2 separate regions of the Mus musculus genome follow, and region 1 is linked to region 2. The links are chromatin loops, found by intact Hi-C in ENCODE. Cell type or tissue: heart. All regions are shown on one strand.

Region 1 (8,000 bases), 410 kb after region 2:
GCCAAACAAATGGCATTTTCTCATCATCAAGGTGTGTACCGCTGAGAGCCTGACGCTTTATTACATTTAGCAACAGTTAACTTGTCCTTATTTCCCCTAACCTGGAGGCACTTGGCTGGTATGAATTCTGGCCAAGTAAAAAGAGTTCTTTTTATCAGGGACTGCAAATGGCCTATCAGAGTACAGACCAGATTCTGTAACTCATACTCTACAAAAGGTCACTCTTTGCTCCTTGGGCGCATACCTGACTGATGGCTACCGGATACACCTGCCTGTCTGTAATTATACCGCTTCAAATAAGGACCACAGACTTGTTGAGAAATGCACACTCCTCAGTCAGCTAACCCTCACAAAGTCAGCAACTTCAGCAACTCTTCGCACTCCTCTCAAACTATTATCTAGTTTGTCCTCTCCCATATAATTCAAGGTCTTCTCTTTCTAGCTCTGGGACACACTGTTGGTACCTCACAGCTCGTGGCCACAGCAGCCAAGCCAGGGTGTCCCCAGCCTTCCTCTGCTTGGCACTTAGAAGCTGAATGGCCCGAGAGTAGACCTTCAACTAGGGGTCCAGCATGCTCAAGTGAGGTTGCTAGGGAAGCAAACAAGCTAAACGGATTCTTTTCTATGTGTCGGCTCAGTCAGGAGCACTGGGCAGACTGGATCCTCAGGCCAAGCTCAGTCCAGATCCCTTCCCTGCAAGGTTCCTATACAGTTCATATAGGAGAACAAACTTCAATCTTTCAAAGCCAAAGTACTTCTTAAGACCCATTCCGTAAGTTCTTGATCAGTACCTTTTGGCATAGAGACAAAAAGAATTAAGTGTCAGTCTCTAAGAATTTATGAAGTCGACATTTTAAATTGAAACATGAAGGACAACATTTTAATATGGGCTTATATTTAAAGGATGGTTTGAAATACAAAAGAAAAATAACTATGAATACAAATAAAAATTGAAAATGCCTTCTAAAAACTAAGACAAAATGGGCTTGAGTCGTCAAAACTAAGTAAGAGGAAGATGGCTCAGTGGGTAAGGGGACATGTTGATCTTTTTAAAATCAAGGGCTGGGGAAGGGGGTTCAAATGCTCCGCTTCCTCTGCAAATTCCCACACCCTGATTTCAGAATCTAAAAATTAACACAGCACACTGAAGAAAATGGAAACCAAGATACACAAAATTATCACATACATGCAAAGAACAGTTATACAGATCTGCTACATGTCAAAATTTTAATTTGGCAATGATTCTGTGGGTCTTAGAATAATTTTTACATAATTTAGAATTCCACATCTGCAGCTTCACATTACTTCTGAATTTGCTACAATCACTTTCTACCTTTTGGATTTTTTTTTATATATATATAAGATTCCATGGCATTGGCTTGGATGGCCTACAGCTCACTATACAGACCAGGCTGGCCTCAAACATGCGGCAGTTCTCATGCCTGAGCCTCCTGTATGCTGGGACGACAGGTGTGAGCCACCATGCTTGGCTGCTTGTTTGCATTAAAAGACACTTTTATATTATGGAGTAAAGTTAACATACTTCATGCCAGTTATACTCCTGTTTAGAGTAAAGGTTGTATTTCCAGTCTGTCACCCCAAAACAAACCTGGAGATGCATCAAAAATATACACAAATGTGGCTTTAAAATACAGAACTCAAAGCTAGAAAACACAGTTTCTCTAAAGAGTAATTTTTGAAAGGACTGAGGAAGTCCAAGTTACACTACTTGCAAACAAAGATGTTTAAGGCTGGGAACAGTATTGGGATACCTTGTGCCTAGTCAAATTGTGTATGTGTACTTGTGCATGTGTACATGCATGTGTTCAGTGTATGTAAAACATACATGCAAGCAGTACATACAAACACACACCCAGCCTCACTACCCACATGAGCTTCAGCACTGCTTTCCTGGAGGTGGCTGATAAAGGATGGACATAATAGTGAAGTTTGTGGGGAAAGCAAACCTTTTTGTCCATTTCTTCTTTACAAATAATTAATGCATCATCAGTGAAGTTTATTGTGACGCTTAATGAAATGAAACAAAAGTTGTTCACTGTACACCCAAAACAGAATGCTAAATAAATGCTGGAGAGATGTGGTCAGAGATAGGGCTGAAGTACAATCGGAATATCAGTTAACAAAGGACATGTAAATAAGAAACTACATAAATCACTAGTGAAAAGTTAGTAGTTATTTTTGAAAAATTCAAGGCTTGTGGCTTTAAAATAAGAAACAATCATGCGATAAACCAACTAGAATTGTTGCCGCTGTGGAGACCTAAAAGGAGCCGTTCCTGTTTCCACCCTGGCCTAGCCCTAGGGAGCAGCGTTTACTTTTGATTTTCAAGGCATATCTGATTTCTTCCAGCCATTACAGAGGCAAAGAATGAAGTGGATTTAGATGCAGCAGTGGAGGAGAACAACTTTGACTTCATCTCTGCACTTGAATCAACAGACCCAAATCCTCTGAAATGCGGTCACCAGTGCAATTATGTGCTGGCCTCCTGCACACTAACAGACAGTCATCTGGAAAGCATAAAACAAACCCAGCGACACTGTGCTCCCAATTGCACAGGAGACCGGGAATTAGCAATGTGTTACATTCTACCCCCTGAGCAGCACACAGTTTTACAAAGCCCTTTCCTACCAGAAACAACTGAGGGAGTCATAATTCATTTCCCTCAATGAAGAGGAAACCAAAGGGAAAGAGAACAGACCACTAAAACCATTCCTTCAAGAGAGGGGCGGAGGGATGGCACCAAAGAGATTTAAGTGGCTGCTTTGAAATCATTCTTCAGATTGAGACAGCAAGCTACTCTAGTCTCAGCTTTTCTAAATGACACAGTTGTTTTTTTCCCCCTCTTTTAAAGATTTAATTTTATTTTTTGACTGTCATCCATGCCTCTAGTAATAAAATGTTTGTTTTCCATGTACGGCTGTGGGTTAGGTGAGGGAACTGTTTATAGAAATGACACTGAGGAATTCTGGAGTGTCTGGTAAAACCCGACTCTATCAGCACTCGATGCCATTCATCATAGCACAGCACACTTGCAAACAGGGACCACGTTTCCTCTGGTGAGTACCTGCATAGTACATACTCCTGCCAACCAAGTTCTTTGTTCTTTTCTGGTTTGATGAAAATTTGGAGAAGGCTGCCCCCTTGTGTTCTTTTTGGTGCAGCTGCACCTTACCAGCCAGGTCTGGAAGCATAGACCTTTTTTTTTTTTTTTTTTTTTTTTTGGTCCTAGTCAGAGCCACTGTAATGCGACCACTGCTGGGGGGGTTTTGGAGAAGAATCAGGAATTCTGACTGGGACAGCTGTTTTGGATTTCTCTGGAGGCTGAGCCACAAACGACTAGTTTTTATGTACCTAATCAGGGTAAGGACTGCCTTCTTAAAGCTCCAGATACAGCCGTTCTTGTCTGTCAAATGTCTGTCTGTGTGACACTGACCTGAAAGAGTCCACGCATACAGGGTACACTGCACAGAAGGTACTAAAACCACAGAGCAACCAAATAATAGGACAGCCCATCTAGGAGCGCAGGAAAAGGTGGGAGGCTTCGAGAGAACCCCGACTAATTCAGGCAGAGTTCAAAGTACAGCTGTTCTGAATCAAGACCCCTTCCCCTCACAGTTAGCCTGCTGAAGGCCCCCAGCTGGGATAAGCTGCAGTGTTTCTCTTAGCAGTTCCTCTATCAGCTGCTGAGGTGGGACCTACAAATAATTTGGAAGACTAAACACACAGAGTGAAGAATCCACTCTAGGGAGCAGTGTAGACCCACACAGTATGGTGAGCATAACATGAATGTATGTGAGCAGATGACTAGGTTAGAAAAGTTGTGGGACCGTGAAAGGCAGCCTGTTTTTTGGGCTAGGTTCAAACTCCGGAGACCCAACAGATTAATCTTTGAGGGATGGAAGCCCATTTGCCATGCTCCCAGGCAAAGGCTCCTGACATAGGCTGTCCAGGCTCTACCCTCACAGTTACCTGACAAGAGCCAGGTATGCTCCTTCCCACAGTTACTCTGCAACAGCAAAGTAGCCTAGCCCACTATAAAAGGCCCCTCCTCCCTCTACTGCTTCTCTTGTTTCTTTTCTCTCACCTCTTGCCCTCCTTCTCCTCCCCGCTTCTCCCCTCTCTCCACGTGGCCATGGCCACTCTCTGCCTCTTTACTCTTCTCTCTCTCTCTCTCTCTCTCTCTCTCTCTCTCTCTGCTTTTCTACTGAAGCCGCCCACAGAACTAGCAGCCTGAGCTAACCAGACTCTTGCCTTCTCCCCCTACCCCTTTTCCTTTCAGCCCCAGGGCAGACTGAGGCTCTGGGCTCCCACCTGTTCTTAGCTTTTCAGCAGCGTCCAGTGACCTCCTGCAATGCCCAAGAGCTAGAACCTGTTGTCCCTGGGCTCCACAAGGCCCAGGGACCCCAGACTGCTCCGTGGCTTCCCATAGCAAGACGCCTACCCGTGTGCATGGAGAGCCCTGTGTCCGTCCACCCACTCAGAGCCCCGGACATCTGTTGGGATGAGGGTCATCTCTCCCATCTCCTTCATTTCCCCACGACTGGTGTCCAACAGTAAGTCACAAATGCTTGTGTTTTCAGAATTTAACTTGAAAAAGAGGATTTAAAAATATTTTTTTAAGTGACTAAATGCCAAGAATGATCTAAGACTGAGGAGATGTCAGCAGGTATATACAAACCTATGGATCTGAGTTTAAAACCTCAGAATCCACATAAAAGCTGGTCATGGTGGCACATGCACCCGTAACTAGCACTGTGTGGGCTGGGGACAGGAGGCTTGCTGGCTACCAGTCCAAGCCCAGGTTCAGTGAGAGACTCAGCGTCAGGCATAAATAAGGAGAGAGAAAGAAAGAACAGGAGACACTATAGCCTCTGGTCTGTGTATATGTGCACTGGATCACCAATCCACATGTGTGCATACATCCCCCTCGCCCCCTACAAAAGATGGTTTATATCCTACCTCCTCCAAGTCTCTCCATGTAGAATCTCAAGTCTATAGAAAGGTAGGGATTAGGGAGAGGCTCTGTCAATACAGGAAAAGGGCTCACACAAATGCCAGAGTCTGAAAAAAATGCAACTACATTAAAGGCCACCAGGTGCTTAAGAATGAATTCATGCCACTAACACAGCAGGTGGTCTCTCTAGAAGTTAAAAATAAGGGGCCCTCGGCTCAGGAATAACCAGCAGTAAGACAGGGAAGAGACCACATCTCAGGGATGCTCCTTGAAGGGAGTTTAGGCTGCTGCCGGGTGGCTCGGGTTCAGAGAGCTGGCCCAGAAGCCACGAGAAAGGTCTTACATAAAGTGGGAAAGGCTTCTTCCCCAAGACTGACACCAGGGCCATGCTGCCTGTTTAAAATTACTGTCCTGGTAATAATGAAGTTAGGAGGCCAGAACAACGCAAGCAGGGCTCAAGCTGCACACCGGTGTTCACTAGAAATGCTTCAATATTGTAAAGACTCTGAATCTTACCAAACCAATGATAACTTCACTCATAAAAATTATTATCTAGTATATATGCACATCTACACATAATGTGCTTATGCATATATAAAAGTCTAAGGGGTCTCACTAAGCTGAGAGCACACGCAGTAATCACTTACAGAGACCTGGCCTCTCTAGATTCTTATATATACTGAGCTTCATAGAAGAATGTGATCCTGAGTCTGTTCTGCAAACCAAACAAAATGTCTTAACATAGACAGATATGAACTAGAAAAGACAAAAAGGGTTTCAAGCTCACTCATATGCAAGGATGAATGTAGGAGTGTAGACCCAAAACAACAACCAGCTGAGACAAGCCAGATTCAAAAGTAACTTCATGGGGCTACCAAGATGGTTAGATGGTTAACAGCACTACCTGCCCTTCTAGAGCTTGGCCCAGCCCCCACCATGGCAGCTCACAACTGCCTGTTTACTCCAGCTCTAGGGAACCCAATATCCTTTTCTGGCTTTTAAGGGCACTCACACACATACACATAAAGATATAAAGTAAATCTTAAGGAGAAATGAATTACTGATGTCTTGGTTAGTTTCTGGTCTGCCTGAGAGAAGTTAGAGTTCTCTGGGGAGAGGAAACCTCAATTGAGAAAGCGCCCCATCTGGCATGTCTACCAGGTATTTTCCTGATTCATGACTGATGTAGGAGGGAGGGCCCAGTGCACTGCATTCAGTGCCACCCCTGGGCTGGTGGTCCCAGCTGTTGAAAGACAGCAGGCTGAGCAAGCATGGGCGCAAGGCAATAAGCAACCCCTGTCCACCGCCTCTGCATCAGCTCCTGCTTCCAGGTTCCTGCCCTGCTTTGACTTTCTGCTTTGGCGTCCCTAGTGGATGTACTGACTAGTCAGGATATGGGCTAAATTACCCCTTCCTTCCTCAAGGTGCATTTGGTCATGGTCTTTTACACAGCAACAAAAACCTAAAACTGAGACAAATAAAAATGATCAAAATTAAATAAGAAACTGGCAAAACACACCAGAATAGAAAATATAGCCCAGCAGCAGCACCTATACTGATTTTTTTGTTCTGTTTTGTTTGTTTTTTTCTTTCTGTTGAAAAGTGCTGGAGAATGAGTCAAGGGTCCAGTACAAGCAATTTTGAAAATTTACAAATAGCCAAAGTGGTATTAAAACAGTGGGGAAAGGAGCAGAAAGGTGACTCAAATGTGTTGTGCATCTGGAAAACCGTCAATCTGACCAAGTTTATATGATATCTTGCCCACATTCTAGAGGAGTGGAGACCAGCATGTGAGTTATATAGCATAAGATGTCAAAAGAGCAATGTAAGAAAGAATACAACTCTCCAATGCATGGTAGTGAGCTAGGGAATCTAAGGATGGAAACACAGTGACTCTTACAGCCCTTTGAGGATACAGTACAAAATAATCACCACGGGCCAACTAGCACTCGACTGTGACCGCTGAGTCCGGCCTAACTTGGTAGTCCTCTGCTTCGGGAACTCAAAGGGTGTGCCAAAGGCGTCTAGGACAACTCAGGCTGCCAAAGCCCAAGACCACACTCTTCTGTTGACACTGCGAAAGAGGGAAGAGCCAGAAGAGACTCAGAATTTCCCTGCTCGACAACCTTGCCTCTTTCAGTCCAGACACCAGGGGAGGAAGACACGTTAGTTTCAGTGTCCAACTGGAAAATTCCCAATAATCTTCCCATGGCTCTGGGATTAGATAATCTTACTTTACTAAAACACAACTGGCCAGGCATGATGGTGGATGTAATCTCAGCACTTGAAAGGTGGAGGTAGGAAAATGAAGACTTCAAAGCTACCTTCAGCTACAAAACATGTTTGAAGTCAGCTTTGGCTACATGCCACTCAGTCTCAATAAGAGAAAAGAAAAAAGCACGGGCGGTGGTGGGGCACGCCTTTAATCCCAGCACTTGGGAGGCAGAGGCAGAGGCAGAGGCAGGTGGATTTCTGAGTTCGAGGCCAGCTTGGTCTACAAAGTGAGTTCCAGGACAGCCAGGATTACACAGAGAAATCCAGTCTCAAAGAAGAAAGAAAAAAGCAAAACAAAGCTGTATAACTGCCTTAATATTCTTCAAGAAGAAATGTTCAGACAAGAGAGGCCTTTGCTCTTACCCACCAACATCTAGCATTTATTTTCATGTTTGTGTGGGGTATGCATGGATGTGCTCCCATGTGTGTGAGTATACATGTATGTGTGTGCACCGATGTGTGGAAATCAGAAGAAACTGCTCCTTTATTAACTGAAGCAACCTAGTGTAGCTAGCCAGCTTGCTTTGGGGATCCCATCTGTGTAGTCCCTCCGAAGTGCAGGAACTACAGGTGGATGGCATTGCCCACCTGGCTTATGCAGCTTCTGGGGGTCTCACTCTGGTCCTCATGCTGTGCAGCAAGTCACCCCACAGCCCAGTTCTAGTATGTTTATAATGAGGAGCTAAGCCTTCATCCTTTCTACGTTCCCTATGTGCCTAAGAACACTGTAAGCTTTAAAAATGCAGATGAC
Region 2 (8,000 bases):
CTCCTAACCTGCACCTCTGACCTGCCCTTTCTCATAGCACATAGTAGCATTGTCCTGCGGTATGGAGTCATTCAAGGCCATGTCTCAGGGCTTCTGGCTTCTGATCTGTGACTGCAGACTTTTATCTCTGTGGCTACTAAACATTACCTGGATTCCCCCAGAGCCAGAGCACTGAGATTCCACTCACTCATGGGACAGACACTTGACCAAATGATTTACTAAATGAATCACGTCTGTCACCACTTTACCTACCAGCATTTAGTAGCTCTAAGAACTTTTATGGTAGAAGCTGAGGAGACAACTCAGCAGTAAAAGTACTTGCTTCCAACCCTGAAAACCTGAGTTCCATTCCCAGAAAAGATATGTGTAAATGGAACTTTTATTCATTTAATGTATTTGTCATCTCAGAGGATTACTCCTGAATTAAAACACCGTCTCTAGTTCTTTACGAACTCTGGTTGGCTGTTTCAACTCACCTGTTCAGGCTAAAGCTACTCGCCAAACTGACTTAATCAATCTGGCTTCTCTCAGCTTCTCACTGAATTGCTCTGGTTGGCCGCAAATTAACTCTTGCAATTTGTTCTAATCTTCTGGCTCCTTCTTATTACCTGGCTTCAGGTGCCTCTGTTGGTCTACACTGAACGCATGGACTCATGAACAAACTTAAGCCCATTGTACTGCACTGACTCAGCTGACTCTCTCTCCTGTGCTACTCTTACATAGCCTTCCTTTCTGTCCTGTTCTTGTGAGAGTTATAGTTATATCCTATATCTGACTCATTCTGTCAAATCTTTCTCTGATTTGTTACTTTGTCCCTCAATTAGGTGTTACTTTTAAACACAGCTGCTTCCTTCTACAAATTAGTTATACCTTAAAAGTGTGTACTAAGGGGTTATATGTATTCCAGCCAGAGGGATTAATGGTGTTTGGCTTGTCTGCATTCCAGCCTGATCACATAGATCTAGGTATTTGGATGCCATCTCTTGCTAGAGCAGCCATGTTGCTAGATTAAAATTTCTCTACAGATATGAAGGAAAGAGCTGACTCCCAACCCTTGTCTTCTGACCTCCACACACACCACTATACGTACAGCCTCCAAACTAAATAAACAAATGAATGCAGGAAAATTGTTATGGTTTGATTATAAAGGGTCCCTTAAGACTCACAGTTTGGATGCTTGGTCTGTAGCTTGTGGTTCAGTTTTAGATGACTATGGAAATGTGGAGATAGGAGCCATCTAGAGACACTAAGTTACTAGAGCTAAACCTTGAAGGTTTCACCTGGTCCTCAGCCCCACCTGCTATTCCTTGTCAGATATAAGCAGATCCACCATGCCTTTTTGTCATGATGAACAGAACCTTCTGGACTATCAGTCAAGTATTTGGTCACTTTGAGCAGATACATAGTACAAGAATATCTCCCCTTTAGTGGTATGTTATGAAATATGACTTCTATGTATTAAGTATTTTATACAAAAAAATCAAAATCTCAACCTTAAGAGAATAATAATTTGCAAATCTTTTAAAACTTATTTCAGTTCATGTTTTCCCCAACCTTTCAGCATTAAAAAAAAAGTATCCTTTCAAACTTTCTCTGCTATTGTTAACATATTTGAAACCTAAGGTACAACTATACAATCCGTATTTTCTTTTCAAAACATTTCCTTTGAGAAGTCTCCTTATTGATCCCCTGATTTGAATGCTTTAAGATCTTCCTTAGGTAGGACAATTAGCAATCTGTCTTCAGTTACCTCTGATTTATTTCACTTTTTTTTTATTTTGCTTTAAAAAAAAAAAAAAACCCTTAATGTAGAAGACAATGTTAGTGTGAGAAGCTAGCAAAGGAAAACCTAAAATTAAAAAGAAAATCATGAAGACCTTGGGACCTCCCTTTGAGCTAGATCCCACTTTGGGCCTGTCACTGGACCTTCTTTTCCTCAGGCTCCTCTCCATTTCCACCCCTGTAATTCTTTCAGACAGAAACAATTATGGGTCAGAGGTGTGACTATGGGATGGCAACCCCCTCCCTCATTTGATGCCCTGTCTTCCTGCTGGAGGTGGGCTTTATAAGATCCCTCTCCCTACTGTTGAGCATTTCATCTAAGGTCCCTCCCTTTCAGTTCTGGGAGCCTCTGACCTCCCAGGACTCTGGTGCATTCTTGGGGGTACCCCAAACCTCCTATTTCCTGAGATTGCCTATTTACATTCTTTCTCCTAGCCCTAAGGGCTTCAGTCCTTTTCTCTCACCCAATACCAGATCAGGTTCCCCTCTCCCTCCCACTATTACTGAGGCTATGGAGCACTCACAAAAAGGGACCTATCATGACTGCCCTCCGAAAGACCCAACAAGCAGCTGAAAGAGTCAGATGCAGATATTTGCACCCAACAATGGACAGAAGCAGCTGACTCCTGTTGTTGAATTAGGGAAGGCTGAAAGAAGCTGAGGAGGAGGGCAATCCTGTAGGAGGACCAGCAGTCTCAATTAATCTGGACCCCTGAGAACTCTCAAACACTGGATTACCAAACAGACAGCATACAACAGCTGATATGAGGCCTCCAACACTCATACAGTAGAGGACTTCCAGGTCTGTGTTCATTCAGAGATGATGCACCTAACTCTCAAGAGACTGGAGGCCCCAGGGAGTTTAGAGATCAGGTGGGGTGTGGGTGGGGGCATACACAGGGAGATGGGGTGGAGTGGGAGGAGGTGTGGGATGTGGATCAGTCAGAGGGTTGATGGGGACAGGGAACGGAATATGGAATGTAAAAAAATTAAAAAGAAAAAAAGGAAAAGAAAAAAAAATCGTGAAGAAGAAGAAAAAAAACACTCCAAAGCACCTAAAAGAAAAGTCGAAGGTACCATAGATCTTATCATATCAGAAGTACAGAACTTTGATTTATAAGAACAACTTTAATAAAGAAAACCTTAAATTTGCTCTACAGTCTCTCAGGTGGCAGAACAATATTTTACTGGTACACAATTTTAAAAACCCTATGGACTTGCTAGCCTCAAATGAACATTTATGGTAAACCAATTAAAATAATCATTCAAGCTTTTAAACTACACAAGTGCTATTGAGAAACACAACACATTCAGTTGTCATGGATGAGTGGAATTTTGACAAATTATTTGAGAATTCACTTCCATCAGATTGCCTAACTTTGTTAGTGTCGATTTTTCTGACACTGTTGCATAGTTTGCTCCCACTTACAACCAGCTTTCCCTGGCCATTGGTCCTCAGGTGAGTCACTCTCCTATCTTTCACTCTCACCAGCACTTACTGGTGCTGAACTGGCTTGAACTTACATCCTGACCCAGCACACAGGCATCTTTGGATCAGTCAGTCAGGTTGGGGTCCTTGACTCAGGATGTGGCTGGGATAGTGGTTGTGCACCATAGCTACTTCTGAGTCCATGTCAATCAACCCTCACCTCCATTATTTCTTTAGGATCTGGACCCTTTCTCTCAGCTTAGACTACAGCAAGGACTGTGTTGAGTCCAGCCTCAGAAGTCATGCTATGGCAACCGAGGACCTTGACTCTAGAGACTTTGGTGTTTGAAGCAGTTATTCTCCTCCTTGCTCTGATCGTGTCATCCCAAGGCTACAAAAGAGAAGCCTAGAGATTTATCTGAAACTGCAAAGTGTCTTCTATTAGCCTAGTACAGGGGATGGCAATTCAGTAGGGAGAAAAAGACACTGATAGAAATCCTGGCCATCAAAGCTCCATCTGAGATACCACAAGTGTGTGACCCCAGCACACAGTCCACTCCTCAGACACCAGTTCCTCTCACTGTCCAATTAAGGATGAAGTCAGTCAGGCCTCTGAGACATTTCTCAACTTTAGGTATTATTGTCTTCTAAGTAATAGCTTGGCCGTCATTCAGAAAATCAGGACTCTCTCCATAAATCACACATCATCAGTGCTAACCATCCTCTTTGCCTCTTTCACTGTCTGTGCTTGAATGTACGACAAATTAACTAATGAACTCCAGAAGCACTACAGCTTTAGAAATGCTACATCAACGGTAGAGATGTTAGCCACAGTAAGTCCAACAAGGCTCTGTGGCAGACTCTTGACTCTTCAACCCATCACTCTTCCTATGCTTTTTCTTTTTTAATGTGGCCATAATTTTATAGATTGTCTGGTTTCGTTATATCATTCCATAGCTCAGTTACTCACCCTCAACACTGTTGAGATCTGGGTCTAGATAGCTCACTGTTGTGTGTTGTGGAGCATTTGACAGCATCCCTGACTGCTACAGGGTAGAGAAAATACATGCCTCTCCTCAAAGTTGTGACAACAAAAACAGTTTCTAGACAGTCTCAAATATCACCTGGAGGCAATGTTGCCTCCACCTGTGAAGCAAAATTACACAAAAACAAAACAAAACAAGATAGGAACCTAAAATGTAAGTCAATCATGATTTGTGTATGTTAATTTCTCTTGTTTTTTAGAAGTTAATTTTCAGGTCAGAAAATATCACATTAATACACAAAATATGAATTAAATTTTGGTTTCCAACCTATTTTTTAAAATGATTTCTTTTGTGTTATGGATATAAGTGTTTTGTCTGCATGAATGTAGGTAGAGCTCCGGCATGCCTTGTACACAAGGAGGCTAGATGAGGGTATGAAGGTCCTCTGGAGTGGGAGTTAAAGATGGTTGCTCACTGGCCTGTGGGTTCTGGGTCCTCTGGAAGAGCAAGGACTCTTCACCAGCAAGTCATCTTTACAGCTGAGTGTCAGTGAGCAACCAGCATGATTCCTCTGAACCTCCACGGATTTACACACAATGTAGGGTCGTTGAGGGGAGGCGGTATTACATGTGAGGAATGGCGTGCTTACCAAAGCAGTTGTTAGTTGCTGTGGTGCCACCTGTTGGCACAGTTTAATGTTACTCAGCTCTACTAGAACTTTCCAGTATATTTTCCAGAAGTGATGTGGGAAGGTAGTGTGGACTTTGATAATATGCTATTTAGAAATAACAAAAAGTAGCTAGGCAGTGGTGGTGATTATACTTAATCCCAGCACCCTGGAGACAGAAACAGGCAGCTCTCTGTGAATTTGAAGCTATCCTGGTCTACAAAGTGAGTTCCAGGACAACCAGTATGGTTACACAGAGAAACTCTATCTTGAAAAAAAAAAAAAAAAAGATGAACACAACAACCTCCAAAGATGGAGTTTCATAAAGCCTCATGAGATTTTTGCCTCATCACAGTACAAATATGTGTTTAAGATTGATAAATACATTGCCATCACAAAGACTGACACAGTAATATAGCATCAGGATAATATTCAAAGACTAAATAATTGACTTTTCACGGTTCACCAAGTGTTTAGACACTGCAAAGAGCTGAGGTCAGATTTCACAGGACTGTCCATTTCAAATTACTCTACTCTATTGGTCAACACAGATGTCAAGTCACCTCAAAGGGGTCAGTCTCCTGATGGCACTCATATTATCTGTAACTATCCCCTGATCCCTGGTGTGCACAGCTAGCCTGAATGAGCCAGTTTCCATCGAGAAATATGACTCAACCATGGCAATAGAGTAAATATGGATTTTTTTATGTCACTAGTAGGTACTTTAAAGTATAATGGTCTAAGCAGTGCAAAGCCCCACAGATGTGTGCTAGCTTAAGGAAGTGACAGACGATAATAAATTACCAGACTACCAGGATTTTAGCATAGCAGGAATTTGTCCACTCACGGTTATGGAAATCTAGAAATCTAAATGCTCACAGGGTTATGCTCTCCCCCAAAGAGTCTTTCCTCGACTCTTCCTAGCTTCTGCTGGCTCCTCCAGTCCTTGACATTCCTTGACTTATAGCTGCATTATTTCAGTCTCAGCCTCCATCTTCATACGATTCATTCCGTGGTTTAAACAAGAATGCCTCGAGTAGATTTGTATATTTAAATGTTTGGTTCCCAGTTAATGGAGCTGATTGGGAAGGATTAGGAGTTGTGGCCTTGCTGAAAGAGCTGTGTGACCTTGGGTTAGGCTTTGAGACTTCAAAAGTCCATGCTAGACCCAGTTTCTACCTCTCTCTCTGCCTCCTGCCTGCAGATGAAGATGTAAGTTTTGGCTACTGCTCTGGTGCCTGCCTGCCTGCCTGCCTGCCTGCCTGCCTGCCTGCCTGCCTGTCTGCTTGCCTGCTTGCCTGCTTGCCTGCTTGCCTGCTTGCCTGCTTGCTTGCCTGCCTGCCTGCCTGCCTGTCTGCTTGCCTGCCTGTCTGCCTGCCACCATGCTCCTCACTGTGATGACCATGGACTAACTCTCTGAAACTGTAAGCTTACCTCTAATTAAATGCTTTCTTTTATAAGCGGCCTTGGTCTTGGAGTTTCTACACAACAGTAGAATAGTAACTAAGCAACCTACTTCTCAGTGTCTCTTTGCATCCTTTCTTCTTGTAAGGACATGTTTCCTTGGATTTAATGCCCACCTTCATCCATTGTGATCTTGTTTTGAACCTAAGTTAATCACAACTGCAAAGGCCTGTTTGAAAATATGTTCATAATCAGACGTTTAGTGTGGACATGATTTTTTTTTTTTTTGTAGTGTGCAAACCATGGCCAGGTGTGAAGGTTTTAGAAACTGTTATCCAAACTGAGTGCTCTGTCTTTGATATAGATGTGATTTTTTTCTTGAAACTTGACAGGTAGAATAAAACTATTAAACAGCTTCCTTTAAATAGCCAGGAAAAGAGGTCGTGAAAGACACATATGGGAAACTAGTGAAGCCATAGCTAGTCTTGTCATTCAGGATTAGATAAACTCTCCATGGACATATATGCAGGACTAATTATTTGCAATGAGGAAAGATCAGTCAGTGTGTACACTTTGCCACCCAGGAAGGAAGAAACAAGTAAGGAAAATGTGTTTGAGTAAGCAGGAAGGAAGTTTTGGGGTGTAACAATGCTTTTCATGCTATCATTAGTCCTAGAGCTCGACTACTGCAGATACACACACATCTTTCCCCATTTTCTGAATGGGACCTTCACTCTTATATGACATCTTTCAACAATGATGATTGGTGAACCTCAGCACAGTATAGTTTTTAATCTTTTCCTTTACTGGGTGTGGTTCCATATAATTTCCACAAGAAATCCCACTCCAATATAAGAAACAGACGTCAATACATTTTATTGTAAACATTTTTCTATACTTAGATCTTTACCTCATTGTATATATTTTTTTTAATTCAAAAGGTAGGAATCTAATTTTGCTGATTTTGAGAATTTAGCATTAAATGCACATGTGTGGTGTGACTCTCCCTTTAACCAAGTTATCTTCTCTGGTTTGTGAAAGGGTAGAGCTTTGTAATAGTCTTTGCCACATGTGGCCAGGAAGCGATGCAAGAATATTTACTACAGTACAGTTCATAAGAGTAAACAGAACATCCCTCAAGAGTGAAATGAGTAAGTAACTTTGAATCTATTTGTGTAGCAATAAGAATAACTCAGTGGGGCCACAAGGGAACTCTTCAGTTAGAATGTTGTAAGAAAATTAAAAGTTTAGAATTCTGTTTTCTGGAACTATTTCATAGGAGTGATAACACACTGCACACAGAACAGTACTGTTTGGGTAAAATTAATAAACTCTTAATTATGAAGGGAGCTTCAAGTAGCCAGGAGGCGAATCGAGGATGAGTACCCAGGGATGTCTATTGTAATGTTTTGCTTTTGAAACAATAAAAAACAAAACCTAAAGTGATAGAGCTTCTTATGAAACTTAGTATCTCAAGGGGAAGGGGAAGAGAGACAGAGACAGAAACAGACAAAAAGACAGAGACAGATACACAAAAAGGCAAATAGATGGAAAGATAGACAGAATTGAAACATGTTCCATTAAAAGAAAAATGTATGGATAAGACAGCAAGATGGGTCAGTGGGTGGAGGTACTTCCCAACAAACTTAAAGACCTGAATTTATCTACTTTGGTATGCACAGTGGAAGGAGAGAACTGACCCCTGTAGGTTGTGCTGTGGCTTGAGTGCGCG

Evidence for each region. A loop is a pair of places that touch in the nucleus more often than their neighbours do. Peaks named below come from ENCODE experiments on the same cell type or tissue, not always from the same donor. Only the 100,000 strongest peaks of a DNase experiment are listed, where the experiment ranks them.
Region 1: it touches region 2 in a loop (2.3-fold over the local background); 2 of 42 quality-filtered maps call a loop at or near these places.

What each region holds. Positions count from the first base shown.
Region 1 is chr7:82,710,990-82,718,989 of GRCm38, reverse strand. The region is part of intron 15 of Efl1 (elongation factor like GTPase 1); the gene reads right to left. Among named protein-coding and RNA genes, the nearest start is that of 4933406J10Rik, 41 kb to the left of the region's middle. RefSeq lists an enhancer at 1,898-5,122. In heart, a CTCF peak has its summit at 3,153 (motif pointing left); no DNase peak of the experiment used is centred here; H3K27ac peaks cover 1,196 bases.
Region 2 is chr7:83,123,273-83,131,272 of GRCm38, reverse strand. No RefSeq gene overlaps it. Among named protein-coding and RNA genes, the nearest start is that of A530021J07Rik, 21 kb to the left of the region's middle. In heart, a CTCF peak has its summit at 4,881 (motif pointing left); no DNase peak of the experiment used is centred here.